Regions from separate parts of the Mus musculus genome. Here region 1 is linked to region 2. Evidence: chromatin contacts called from ENCODE Hi-C or POLR2A ChIA-PET data. All regions are on one chromosome and are shown on one strand. Each heading gives the region's core, a stretch centred on a gene start or an enhancer-like site at or near the end of the contact. The rest is flanking DNA. Distances are from core to core; before and after follow the strand shown.

The links. A loop is a pair of places that touch in the nucleus more often than their neighbours do. ChIA-PET counts read pairs that join two places held with the same protein, here RNA polymerase II (POLR2A).
Region 1: a loop to region 2 is called in a map of T-helper 17 cell, with 2.3 times the contacts of the local background. The contact joins the promoter of Commd5 here to the promoter of Hgh1 in region 2. A Hi-C loop is called at or near these places in 1 of 37 maps with a recorded cell type or tissue (T-helper 17 cell). POLR2A ChIA-PET finds 5 or more read pairs at or near these places in 1 of 5 experiments (embryonic stem cell).

Annotation. Positions count from the first base shown.
Region 1 is chr15:76,896,065-76,902,682 of GRCm38, forward strand. It overlaps Commd5 (COMM domain containing 5), which reads left to right and starts at 3,877. Exons shown (of 2, transcript NM_025536.2): 1 at 3,877-3,928; 2 at 4,288-5,233. The coding sequence starts at 4,341. The coding sequence ends at 5,015.
Region 2 is chr15:76,366,383-76,372,807 of GRCm38, forward strand. Hgh1 (HGH1 homolog) reads left to right here and starts at 2,516. Exons shown (of 6, transcript NM_021555.2): 1 at 2,516-3,187; 2 at 3,270-3,370; 3 at 3,474-3,572; 4 at 3,780-3,871; 5 at 3,950-4,072; 6 at 4,150-5,029. The coding sequence starts at 2,574. The coding sequence ends at 4,302. Tssk5 (testis-specific serine kinase 5) reads right to left here. Exons shown (of 8, transcript NM_183099.2): 7 at 5,973-6,104; 8 at 5,576-5,883. The coding sequence ends at 5,717.

The sequences.
Region 1 (6,618 bases), core at 2,627-5,126, 530 kb after region 2:
ACTCTTTAAAATTCATGGCCTTTGAAAAAATTAATTATTGTTATATGCACACATGTATGTATATGTACACACATATATAGTCCTAATTATGTAACTACACCGCGCTAAGTGTGGTTAATGTTACTAATGGTCCTGGGTTCTATAAGAAATCAAGCTGAGAAAACCATGGGGAGCAAGCCAGCCAGCAGCTCTCCTCCCTTGGTGACCCCTGTACCAGCTCCTGCCTTGTGTTCCAGCCTTGCATGAGTTCCTGCCCTGACTTGCTTCAGTGAAGGACTGCAATGTGGGGTGTTTAAGCCTAATGAACCCTTTCCTCCCCAGCTTGCTTCTGGTCCTGCTCTTTCACCATAGCAATAGTAAGTAAACTAAGACAATCTCCAAGCCTTAGATGCAGGGCTTATATTGTAAATATATCCATGGAGATTGCTCTTCTCAGCTCTCCATTTTGATAGGTTGTGTTTTTCTAACATGGTCTTCCTTTGTTGCAAAGAGACATTTCCTTAATGAAAGAAGAGGACTACACTTACTGGGCTAGACCCTGGAGAGGGATGTCCCTGTGAGAGCCCCTGTCTCAAACCAAAAGCAAAAGCAAGGTGATGGCTCAGTGGGTAAAGGCACTTGCCATCAAGCCTGATGCCCCCGAGTTAAATCTCCAGAACCCACATGGAGCAGAGAGACTAACTCCTGCAAACTGTCCTCACGTTGGGGCACACATTCACACACACGAATACACCCATATAAACATGCATAAGGAAACGAAATTAAAAGCAACAGCAGGGGGCTGGTGAGATGGCTCAGTGGTTAAGAGCACTGACTGCCCTTCCGAAGTTCCTGAGTTCAAATCCCAGCAACCACGTGGTGGCTCACAACCATCTGTAATGAGATCTGACACCCTCTTCTGGTGTGTCTGAACAGTATACAGTGTATATATATGATAATAAAATAAATCTTAAAAAAAAAAAGCAACAGCAGAAGCCAGATGATGCCTCTGATCTCTGCACTTGCAGGGCAGAGGCAGGTGGATCTCAGAGTTTGAAGTCAGCCTGGTCTACAGAGTGAATTCCAGGATACCCAGGGCTACACAGAGAAACACTGTCTCAAAAAAAAAAAAAAACCAAAACTGAACAACCCTGTCTTAGTTAGGGTTTTACTGCTGTGAACAGACACCATGACCAAGGCAAGTCTTATAAAACACAACATTTAATTGGGACTGGCTTACAGGTTCAGAGGTTCAGTCCATTATCAAGGTGGGAGCATGGCAGTATCCAGGTAGGCATGGCGCAGGAGGAGCTGAGAGTTCTATGTTTTCATCCAAAGGCAGCTAGTGGAAGACTGACTTCCACGCAACTAGGGTGAGGATCTTTTCTTTTTTTTTTTTTTTTGGTTTTTTTCGAGACAGGGTTTCTCTGTATAGCCCTGGCTGTCCTGGAGCTCACTTTGTAGACCAGGCTGGCCTCGAGTTCAGAAATCGGCCTGCCTCTGCCTCCCAAGTGCTGGGATTAAAGGCGTGCGCCACCACGCCCGGCTAGGGTGAGGATCTTATACCCACACCCACAGTGACACACCCATTCCAACCAGGTCACACCTATTCCAACAAGGCCACACCTTCAGATGGTGCCACTCCCCTGGTCCAAGGATATACAAACCATCACAACCCCCCAAAACAAAATCAAAGGAACAAAACTAAGAGCAACAAAGCTAGCATATTGGTATCTTTCATCCTAGTACATGGGAGGTAGAGGAGACAGAGAGAGCAAAGGCAGAGGCAGGCAGGTCTCTAGGAGTTTGAGGTCGGGCTGGTCTATGCACTTAAGTTCCAGGATAGCCAGAGCTACTTAAGGCAGGGCTACCCTGTGTTGGGGTTCAAGAATTGCCACATGAAACCCACATCAACCTCAGTTAAGAACTTATTGAACGCATACCCCAGACTCATCAATCAGGACCACCAAAAAGACCCAGAGCCTAAGTGTATCAGCCAGGCCTCAGGGCAGGCGTTTTATAGGAAAAGTCAGGAAGTGAAGAGGCATAACATTTTTGGCTAACCATACAGCTAACTTATTGGTCTTAGGTGAAGTAAGAGAGGATGGGGGGCGCAATACATTGAGATAATAGAGTAGAGGTGAACCCTAACTTTTTGGCTGAGTAGCAGTCTCCAGTGTCAGCTATGGATAATTTCTTCTGGGAAGTGGAGCCTGAGAACCTGAACTTAATTTTAACTTATGAACAAAATGGAGACTGGATACAAAATGGCTCCAGTTATGTTAAATAGAGAGCAGGCTCCACACTCTCCCTTAAAATACCACCAGCCGCCGGGCGTGGTGGCGCATGCCTTTAATCCCAGCACTCGGGAGGCAGAGGCAAGTGGATCTCTGAGTTCCAGGACAGCCTGGTCTACAAAGTGAGTTCTAGGACAGCCAGGGCTACACACAGAAACCCTGTCTCGGAAAAACAAACAAACAAACAAAATGCCACCAGCCATGGTGACCTCTGTCTCCACATGCACACATATGCACATGCATTTACACATACATGTGTACCCACACACACGTGAGCACACACAGAAATGCACATCCCCTTCGCTAAAAAAAAAAAAAGATCCCCAAACAAAAGGCTTTTATGAACATATATTAGATATAGGTTGAATTTTGTTCTTCAAAAGATATCCTGGAGTCCTAAGATCTCCGGAACCTGAGAGTAAATGAGACACTATTTGGAACAATGGTCCTGGTAAGTGAAGTCATGAGAATGCTTACAGGAAAGTCGAAATCCCACCTAAAGATGGAGGCAGTGAGCCAGGAAGTGGTGGCATGGCACATGCCTTTAATTCCAGCATTCAGGAGCAGAAGCAGTCTGTCTGGAGACAGAGATTAGAGTGATATATCCAAGCTAAGGAATGTCAAGGATGTTTGGCTGCAAGCTAATGTTGCAAGGGGCTCAAGAACATGGTCCTATCAACACTTAGAGCTTCTGGAACCATTATATTTCTGCTATATCACGAAATTAATTTTGGCTGCTTAGGAAGTGTGTGTGTGTGTGTGTGTGTGTCTGTGTGTGTTATTTATTTAAGATGGAATCTCTGTGTAGCCCTGACTGGCCTAGAACTCACAGAGATCTCTTTGCCTCTGCCTCCCAAGTGTTGGAATTAAAGGTGTACACCATAACGCCCAACTTCCTCCAATCTCTGATGAAGCAACACACCAAGTTCTTCAGGTTGACCTTGAACTCACTCTGGAGCCCAGATTAGCCCTGCCTTGGGTTTGCGATCATCCTGTCCCAGGCTCTTCCGATCACTCGCTTATATCACCAGGGCTGGGTCATTAGCCATTCATACCATCCTTGATAAAACGTCCAGACTTTGCCGGCAAAATTAATCACCTACCCCAAAAGCTTCTTGGGGCTATAATGCATATACCACACAAATTTACCCCCCCCCCCCACTTCTGCGGGGAATTCTGTTTGGTTTATTGAAATTGTTTGGGTTTGTTTGTTTGTTTGTTTGAGACAGGGTATGTAGCGCTGCCTGTGCTGGAACTCTGTGTAGACCCGACTGACCTTGAACTGTTTCTGCCTCCTAGTGCTCGGATTAAAAGACGTGGGCCGCCGCCTAGACCATCTAAGTATTTTAAAATATGCAATTCGTTGGCATCAACCACAATAATTCTTACGTCTGTTCTTCACATGGGGCTGCACAGGCCAGCAGAATCCATGCATCCCACACGGAAGCTAACTGAACTTTCCTCTCGCTTCCCAAAACACTGTTAGAAGGCAAGCGACCGGGCGGCGCATGCGCTCGGCTCCCGGGACCACAGAGAGCCACGGTCGCGCTTTCCTAGAGCGGCCCGGAAGTGTCTAAGTGGCACTTCCTGAGACTCGGCCAAGTTTCAGCTGCTGCCAGCCACAGCCAGCTCCTGCGGATAGCTTCCTCCAGGTGCAGAGGGCGTTCAAGGCTTAGTTTGTATTTGTAATGTGTGATTTAGGTCTTCCAGAGCTATGATGAGGATTCAGGGTTTGGGGGGGTCCTCGTTCCCTATTTATGTAGGATTTTGGTGCGCGCTTCAGTTTCTTGGTTCTTTTCCCTGCCAACTGTTAAATCTCCGGGACGCCTCCCTTCTGCTAGACTCAGGCGGGCTCCTTTGCCGCAAGGTCTCAGGGCCACCTCCAAAGCATGCATCCTATTTGCTATCTATCCTTGGTAGACAGGCGGGTGGGAGCCCCTCATCCACCCCCAGTTTTTAGTACATGAAGCTCCCGAGTAGGAAGTCACTTGTCTCTCCTTCACCTCTCCAGGCTACTGTGGTTAGTACCTTCTCTCCGGCCTGGTCAAGAAAGGGAAAGGAAGGATGTCTGCGTTGGGGGCTGCGGCTCCATACTTACACCATCCAACTGACAGTCACAGCGGCCGGGTCAGTTTCCTGGGTTCCCAGCCCTCTGCAGAAGTGACGGCAGTGGCCCAGCTCTTGAAGGACTTAGACAGGAGCACCTTCAGAAAGTTGTTGAAACTCGTAGTCGGGGCCCTCCATGGGAAAGACTGCAGAGAGGCCGTGCAGCACCTTGGTGCCAGCGCCAACCTGTCAGAGGAGCGTCTGGCCGTCCTGCTGGCGGGCACACACACCCTGCTCCAGCAGGCTCTCCGGCTGCCCCCTGCCAGTCTGAAACCAGATGCCTTCCAGGACGAACTCCAGGAACTTGGCATTCCCCAAGATATGATTGGAGATCTGGCCAGTTTGGCATTTGGGAGTCAACGCCCTCTTCTCGACTCTGTAGCCCAGCAGCAGGGATCCTCGCTGCCTCGTGTGTCGAATTTCCGGTGGCGGGTGGATGTGGCCATCTCAACCAGTGCTCAGTCCCGCTCCCTGCAACCGAGTGTTCTCATGCAGCTGAAGCTCACAGATGGATCGGCACACCGCTTCGAGGTGCCCATAGCCAAATTCCAGGAGCTGCGCTACAGCGTGGCGTTGGTCCTTAAGGAGATGGCAGAGCTGGAGAGAAAGTGTGAGCGCAAACTGCAGGACTGAACCCTGGTACTGTGGGGTGCTGAAGCTGGTACCAGAACCCAGCCGCACTGGTGATGAGGATGTAAGAACATATTTTAAGTGAAAAGACAGCTGGGACTTTTGGGTTTTGTTTTACAAGTAAACAGCTGGGCTGAGGCTGGAGAATGTGAAATGTAAGGCCGGCCTGGCTGGGTTTTACGTAGTGAGGCTCAGTTTCGAATTAAAGAGGTAAAGCAACTATTAAAAACATGTTATTCTATTAGGGAATTAAACCTACCTGTCCCTTCCCCAGCTGTGCTCCTGGATGAGACGATGTGCAGAGCTAAGTCCAGATGAAGATCTCTTACAACATACAACATGGTTGCTCAGCATGGCTGAACTCTGCCCATTTGCTTTCCTAAGTCCTGTGCTTTGCTGCGGACGTGTTTATTCTTTTGCCCTAAATTCCTGCTTTCCTGAAGCTGACATCCTAGTGGAAAGATCAGAGGGGGTGGGGGGAAGACATTACAAATACTAAATATGCATTAAATAATGTTTGGTATATATAACATTAAATACATATTTTAAATATTAAGACATGAGAACAGGGCCGGAGGATTGATTGAGCAGTGAAGAGCACTTGCCCTTGCAAAGAGGACTTGGGTTCAAGTCCCAGCATTCACGTGGTGGCTCACAACCTTCTGTAACTTCAGTTGTGGGGGAAGGGCAGGGGGGACCCAACACCAAGACATCCAACACAGGCACATATGTGGTACTCAAACATACATGCAAGCAAACTACTCATACTCAGAAAGTTGTAAATCTAAAACAAACAATAAAACTATGAGTACAGCTTGTGACAATTGAATAGAGCCAGGTCAGATGAGGAGAAGGTTGGTCACAGGAGTACTCTGCAGACGGATCAAGTGGTGTGTCGGCTGCTAGTGAAGCCATGCAGCGTTAGTGGATTAAAACCTTTGAATGTGTCCGAGGCACCTGTCCAGTACTTTACCTCCCACTCCATGGGGAGTTTGGAACCACTGGGCATGTCAAGAGTGTCTTTGGGAGCTGGGGAGTTGAGTCTGTGGTTAAGAGCCCTTGTTGCTTTTGCAGAAGACCTGGGTTTGATTCCCAGCAGCCACGTAACAGCTCATAGCTGTTTGTAACTCCATTTTCAAGGGCTCCAATCACTTCTTTTGTCATTCCTGGGCACCAGGCATATACTTGGTGCAGTTGTACAGGCCAAACACCCAGACTCATAAAATAAATCTTAAAAAAAAAAATTGCCTGATGGTGGGGGTGCTCCTCTTTAATGGCAGCACTCAAAAGAGACAGATGGATCTCTGAGTTTGAGTTCCTCCTGATCTAGAGTGAGTTCCAGGACAGCCAGGTTTACACAGAGAAACCCTGTCTATAAATAAATATATAAGGTGTCTTTTTTCAGGGCTGGAGAGATGGCTGAGCAGTTAAGAGCACTGACTGCTCTTTACCTAGAGGTTCTGAGTTCAATTCCCAGCAACCACATGGTAGCTCACAACCATCTGCAATGAGATCGGATGCCCTCCTCTGGTGTGGCTGAAGATCATATAAAATAAACAACAATTTTTTTTTTTAAAGATGTCTTTGTTTCTGAAAGGACAACCCA
Region 2 (6,425 bases), core at 1,266-3,765:
TAAAGATTTATTTATTATATATATTTGAATATATATATATATTATTATTTATTATATGTAAGTACACTGTAGCTGTCTTCAGACACTCCAGAAGAGGGCGTCAGATCTTGTTACAGATGGTTGTGAGCCACCATGTGGTTGCTGGGATTTGAACTCCAGACCTTCGGAAGAGCAGTCAGGTGCTCTTACCCACTGAGCCATCTCACCAGCCCCTGGTCTCACTTTATTAAAGGAATAGTTTAGTGAGTGCACAGCCAGGACTGATGAATCAGGCACACAGCCTAGATTCGGGGAGCTAAGACTGTAACCCCAAATATTTCCCAGGGCCAGTTTATAAAGGCAAAACCCACAATGAGCTCATATGCAGGTGTAGAAAGTACTGTAGCGTGACTGGTTTTTACTCAAGCTACTTTGACAGTTTAGACATCAGTTCAAACTGATCTTTAATTTGGTCATAAGTGGATTTTTTAAAATTTTATTTAATGTATGAGTATCTGATGTACACCTGTGTGCCAGAAGAGGGTCCAAGTTCTCATTATAGACAGTTGTGAGCCACCATGTGGTTGCTGGGAATTGAACTTAGGACCTTTGGACAAGCAACCAGTGCTTTTAACTGCTGAGCCATCTCTCCAGCCCTGTTGTGGAGTTTTTTTTTTGTTGTTTGTTTTTGTTTTTTTAAAGATTTATTTATTTATTTATTTATTATATGTAAGTACACTGTAGCTGTCCTCAGACACCCCAGAAGAGGGAGTCAGATCTCATTACGGATGGTTGTGAGCCACCATGTGGTTGCTGGGATTTGAACTCCTAACCTTCGGAAGAGCAGTTGGGTGCTCTTACCCATTGAGCCATCTCACCAGCCCTGTTGTGGAGTTTCTTAAGAAGAAACCTTATAACAAAATATGTGGTCAACTTGATCCTGCTCTGAGTCAAACTATTTTCTGTACCAGGAATATAATATGAAGTGGTTGGCAGGCATGGGACAAAATGGCTCCAGCTGTGCTTGGGGAATAGTCCTCAACACAGCTAGTCACATTCCACTCACAGAAGACAGCAATGATTCCTACATGTCAGTATGCTTGCTTTTTCCACACTTATAAAACCCCTTTCCTATAGGGAATGGTAACAATCACAGTGGGGGCAACGTCTTTCCACTAATTAAGCCCCCACAGATGTGCCCATAGGCCAACTTAATTTAAAGTCACTGAGCTTCCCTTTCTAGGTGACTATTTTGTGTCAAGTTAACAAAGTTAACTTTGTTTAAGAGAAAAATCTTTTGAGACCAGCTCATTTTATAGCTCAGGCTGGCCTCAAACTTACACTGACCTTCCTGCCTCAGCCTCCTCAGTTGTGAGATTAGACAGTGACACGTTTATAAAAAGATAAGGAGCCGGGCAGTGGTGGCGCACGCCTTTGGTCCTACCACTTGGGAGGCAGAGGCAGGTGGATTTCTGAGTTTGAGGCCAGCCTGGTCTACAGAGTGAGTTCCAGGACAGCCAGCACTGTCTCCAAAACAAAACAAAACAGAGGCAAGGGAGCCTTTTCTTAGAAACTCACTAGCTGCTGTCAACAGCTGGGAAATCTGGACAGTTGGCCCTACACAGACCTAACCACTTTGCCATTGTAGCCGGAAGGATCCCAGTCAGTATCTAAGGTTGCATAGGATCTGGAACCGTGGCGGTTCCTGGCTATCTCCTACAAAAACCTGACAAGGACCAGCCCTGGAAAAACCCCTAACTCAAGATTTCTAATTTGAGAGAGCAAGGACCCCAGGCAGCTAATTGCTAATACAGGCACAAGAAGCACCAAATGGGATACTTTCCCAGAACAGATCCTAGTACTGAAATTATCTTCTGCTAGGGATTACGTAGCTAAGAAGGCCAGTGTCCTCCCATCTGTGCTAACAAATGTGCCGGTGGAAGGTAATATGGAGCCACTGAGAAGCAAAGAAACGCAGCGAGGTATGGAAGACAGAAACCGAACAGTGCTCTAAAGAGCTGGCAGGGGCGTCTGTCACCAGGTGCCCCCAAACCTGCAAACTATAGATTCATTTATTAGTTCCCTTTGCCCAAGCCTGCTTGACTCAGACTTCTGTCACTGAAGAGGACCTAACAAATGCACTAGAAAAAAAAATTTAGCCCCTCTGCAAAGTCAGAGACTGATCCAAAGCTGCCTTTTCATCGCAGAGTCCTGCACCCTCCGGTTCCTGGATGTCTGAAACCAGGTTTAAAAGGTGGCAGCAAACACTCTGGACACCAGGATCACCGGCTGCCGAGCTTCGCTTCAAATTATGCGTGCTGGTCGCGTGGTTCTGACTCCTGGCAAAGCAAACACGCAATAGGCAGCCGGAAAAGTCCTTGCAAGGATCTGGTGGTGGTGGTGATGATGATGGGAAGGGGGGGAGGGTGCATCTGCACCAGCTTAAGGGGTGCCTAATACTGTGGCCCACAATGCCTCGCGCTGAAACCGGCCCCGCCCCCTTCAGCCAGGTTCTCAGCCTCGGAAGGGTTTTAACGACTTCCGCTTTTCCGGCGGTGGCCCCGGCACGAGAAGTGACTGAGACTGCTGGCGGCATGCGGGGACCGGGAGTAGGTTCGGGGTTCTCTGGTGAGCGAGGGTTGCTAGAGCAGGAGGCTGGCGCGGACACGGAGGCGGTGGAACTGCTGCCCTTCCTGGTGCTCGGAGCGCGAGCCGACCTGCAGGCGGCCGCGGCGCAGCACGTGCTGGCGCTGACTGGTGCGGGCTCGGGCCGCACGCTGTTGGCCGGACAGCCAGAGTTGTTGCGGGCCTTGGTCGACCTTGCGGTGGCCCCGGCCCCAGCTCCTTCCCGCGATGCCTCCCGCGCGCTCGTGAACTTGGCTGCTGATCCCAATGTGCACTGGCAGCTGCTGGCGGCTGACCCGGAGCTGCCCGCCCGCCTGCTGCGCTGCGTGTTGGACCCTCAGTGGCCCTGGGCTGAAGAGGCGGCTGCAGTGCTGGCCAACCTGAGTCGCGAGCCGGCTCCGTGTGCTGCGTTAATGGAGAAGCTGATGGCCGCTGAGCCGGAGCGGTTGGGTCTGGAGCGACTTGTCAACGCGCTGTGCACGCCGAGCTACAACGCGGCCGCACCCCTGCATTACCTGGGGCCGCTGCTCTCCAACCTTAGCCAGCAGGCGGAGGTGCGTGCTTTTCTCCTGGACCCAGACAGGTGAAACCCAGTCGCCTGCGCGGGCGGGAAGGTGGGGAAGTGGAAGTGAACAAGGACAGCAGTGAATATCTTCTTTCAACAGGTGCGTGGTCCAACGGCTGCTGCCTCTTACCCAGTACACAGATTCTTCGGTGCGCAGGGGCGGGGTGGTGGGAACACTTCGGAATTGCTGTTTTGAGCATCGTGAGTGACAAGGAGGGGGTGGTGCCATTGCCAAGGTGGGGATTGGACCCTAGGGAACCCAACGGACCATTATTCTGATCTCCTTCCTTGTCCGCACCTCCAGGACATCACAAGTGGTTACTTGGGGCCCAAGTCGACATTCTCCCCTTTTTGCTACTGCCCTTGGCTGGGCCTGAAGAGTTTTCCGAGGAAGAAATGGACCGTGAGTGACTTGGGTGGTTGCCTCAGGGCTGTCTGGTGCTAGAGGGAAGACTACAAGAGGGAGATGGAGAGGTGTGCAGGTCTGGAGTCCCTCAGTCCGGCAGCCTTTAAGGAGGGGGTCGTTACAGACACACACAAGGCTCACCCAGGCAGAGCAGGGCTTGGGTGTTCAGCACAGGGACCAATAGTCTCCCACCCTCACTCCTAGAGCTGCCTGTTGACCTGCAGTACTTGTCACCAGACAAGCAACGGGAGCCGGACGCTGACATCCGGAAGATGCTCATCGAAGCCGTCATGCTGGTGAGCAGGGGCCTGGGGTGTTAGTGCCTCTCCACAAGTCCGTATTGGCATCCGAGTAACCTTTTTCCATCTTCCTAGCTGACAGCCACGGCACCTGGTCGGAAGCAGGTACGGGACCAGGGTGCCTACTTGATCCTTCGAGAGCTGCACAGCTGGGAGCCAGAGCCCGATGTGCGGATGGCTTGCGAAAAACTTATCCAGGTGAGTGCGGGGGGTCAGAAAGGCTAGGCAAGTGCCAATGGCTTATGAGCCCGCTCACCTGCCTCCTCTTCTTGCAGGTGCTTATTGGTGATGAGCCAGAGGCTGGCATGGAAAACCTGCTGGAGGTGCAGGTACCTGAAGACGTGGAACAACAGCTCCAGGAGCTCGACCAGCAAGAGCAACAGGAGCTCGCTCAAGAGCTAAGAGGCAACGGTGCCCCACACACCTGAAGCCCCTTTGGCCTGAATGCCAGCTTCAGACCCACCTTTGCCAGTGTTGGCGCAGGGTTCTAGGGTCAATGCCCAGTAAATGGTGAGAAGCCCAAGGGTGCTGCCCAATCCTGTGCCCTGTTGCAACCGGCAATAATGCACATAGTTCAGAGCTGCACTACTGAGCTGGAGCTGGCTGGGTTCTGTCACAGCTGCCTACAGATGAGGCAGGATGCCGGTGGTCACTGGAGCTATGAAGAGCCTATTCCCAGCTGGTGATAGGACTGGACTGAAAATACTGCAAGCCCTGGGAAGCCAACTAGGTTTTCATTCCTGAAGGCACTGAGGGGTCTGGACGTGGGTAGGCTTAGAGATGTAAACAGCGCCGTGAGCCCCAACCTTCGGAGTCTTCTTGCTTTCCTTGCCCAAGACCTTAAAAGACAGACTACACTTGGATCCTCGTCCCTTCCTAGAATGCTCTGCCATCCGAGCCTGTGAGCCTGTCTCTGGATGACTTGCTGGGTTTCCCATTTGCTGCCTCCGTTTCTCTGTTTCACCTGTCAGCCTCCTTATTCCCAGGTTGAATTGGGACTTAGCCATTCAGCTAGATAGAACCTGCTCCTTGGTTAGCTTTTTCAAGTCTCGGTTGCCTTTCAAGGCGGATTTCTGAGTTTGAGGCCAGCCTGGTCTACAGAGTGAGTTCCAGGATAGCCAGGGCTACACAGAAAAACCTTGTCTCGAAAAAACCAAAAAAAAAAAAAAAAAAAAAAGACATCCAGACTCTCCTGCAAGAGATTCTCCTGCGTGTTCTTGAAGCATTTACCCCTGTACGATCCTACCCCCAACATTTGGAGCCTACTCTGTGTATGCACCCCTTCTTCCTAACTCTGTAGATACCGTGGCAAGTTTTGCTCTACTGTGTCCCCCTTTCTGAGCTACAGATCTCACTCCACCTGTGAGTGACGTTTTCTTCAGCAACAGGTCCTTCCAGGTCCCTGAGACCTGTAGTCTCCAAGGGAGTTTGCAGTGTTCTATTTCATACCCCTGAAGCTGGAAGACTGGTGTATGTGTTGTCATGCATGGCTAGGTGTTTTCACTGGGTACCAGGAGTCTTCTCAGCCCCCCCCCTCCTCCCCGCCCAACCCCATGATGCTCTCCAGCACTCTTGTTAAAGCTTTGACACTGTTGGCACATTCACCGTGTAGACTAGTGTTTTCCCCCTGACCCAGGTCCCCAAGGAGATACCCAAAGGCCACTGGCCCACCCTTGTAGATAGCTGCATCCTTAATTCAACAGAATGAACATTTTTTTAATCTTCCCACACCCACCCACCCTCAATTCAGCAGAGAGTGCCCAGCCATGTTCCTGTTAGGGAACATGGGACATAGAGAGCAGCCACCTGCCATGGTACGCCCAAGCCCAAGGGTGGTAGAACCTATTGCTCTGGTGCAGGCTTCCAGGTGTTGCACAGCTGGGCCAGAGACGGTCTCCTTGGAGATGTCCTGCCACTGGAGGAGCTGGAGCCTTTGCTTCTGGCATGCCTGGTGTCTCTGTCAGGCTCTGTGTTGTCTGGGGCTACTGTGGACCAGGAATGATCCTGTTCTGCAATGGAGCAAAGCAAAGGGTCATATGGAGTGCTAGACACTATCTAGGCCCGCAGGCCAACCAATTAGCTGTGAGCCATTCCCCACCTCGGGGAGCTCCAAGTGCAGAGGACAGCATGTGTTCTGCAGGCAGCATCCAGCAGTGAGCAGCTACCTGCTGTAGGTCCAGACGTTCACATGGATGCAGCTGAAGCAGCCCTCGGATCAGGTCCCGGCACTCTACAGGGGAGGGCTCACTGCTGGAGCCTGCCACAATCCTGACCCACACTCTGCTACTGTCAGAAATGTTGGCAGCTTGACAGGAGTCACTACTAGTCCTGGCAAAGGTTTGGGGGCTATTATCAAAAGGGGACTGAGGTGCAGAGGAGGGGTGTGGTATTCCAGAAAAGTGCCATGTTAGATATTCAGTAGGATTGGTAGCCCTCTAAGTCAGTCCCACCACAGCTCAACTTCCCCAACATACAGTTCGAGGACTGTACTTTTCCAGCACATGGGGGTAATGTGATACCGTATTCTCATCGCGGTGGTCCTGGTCTCGCT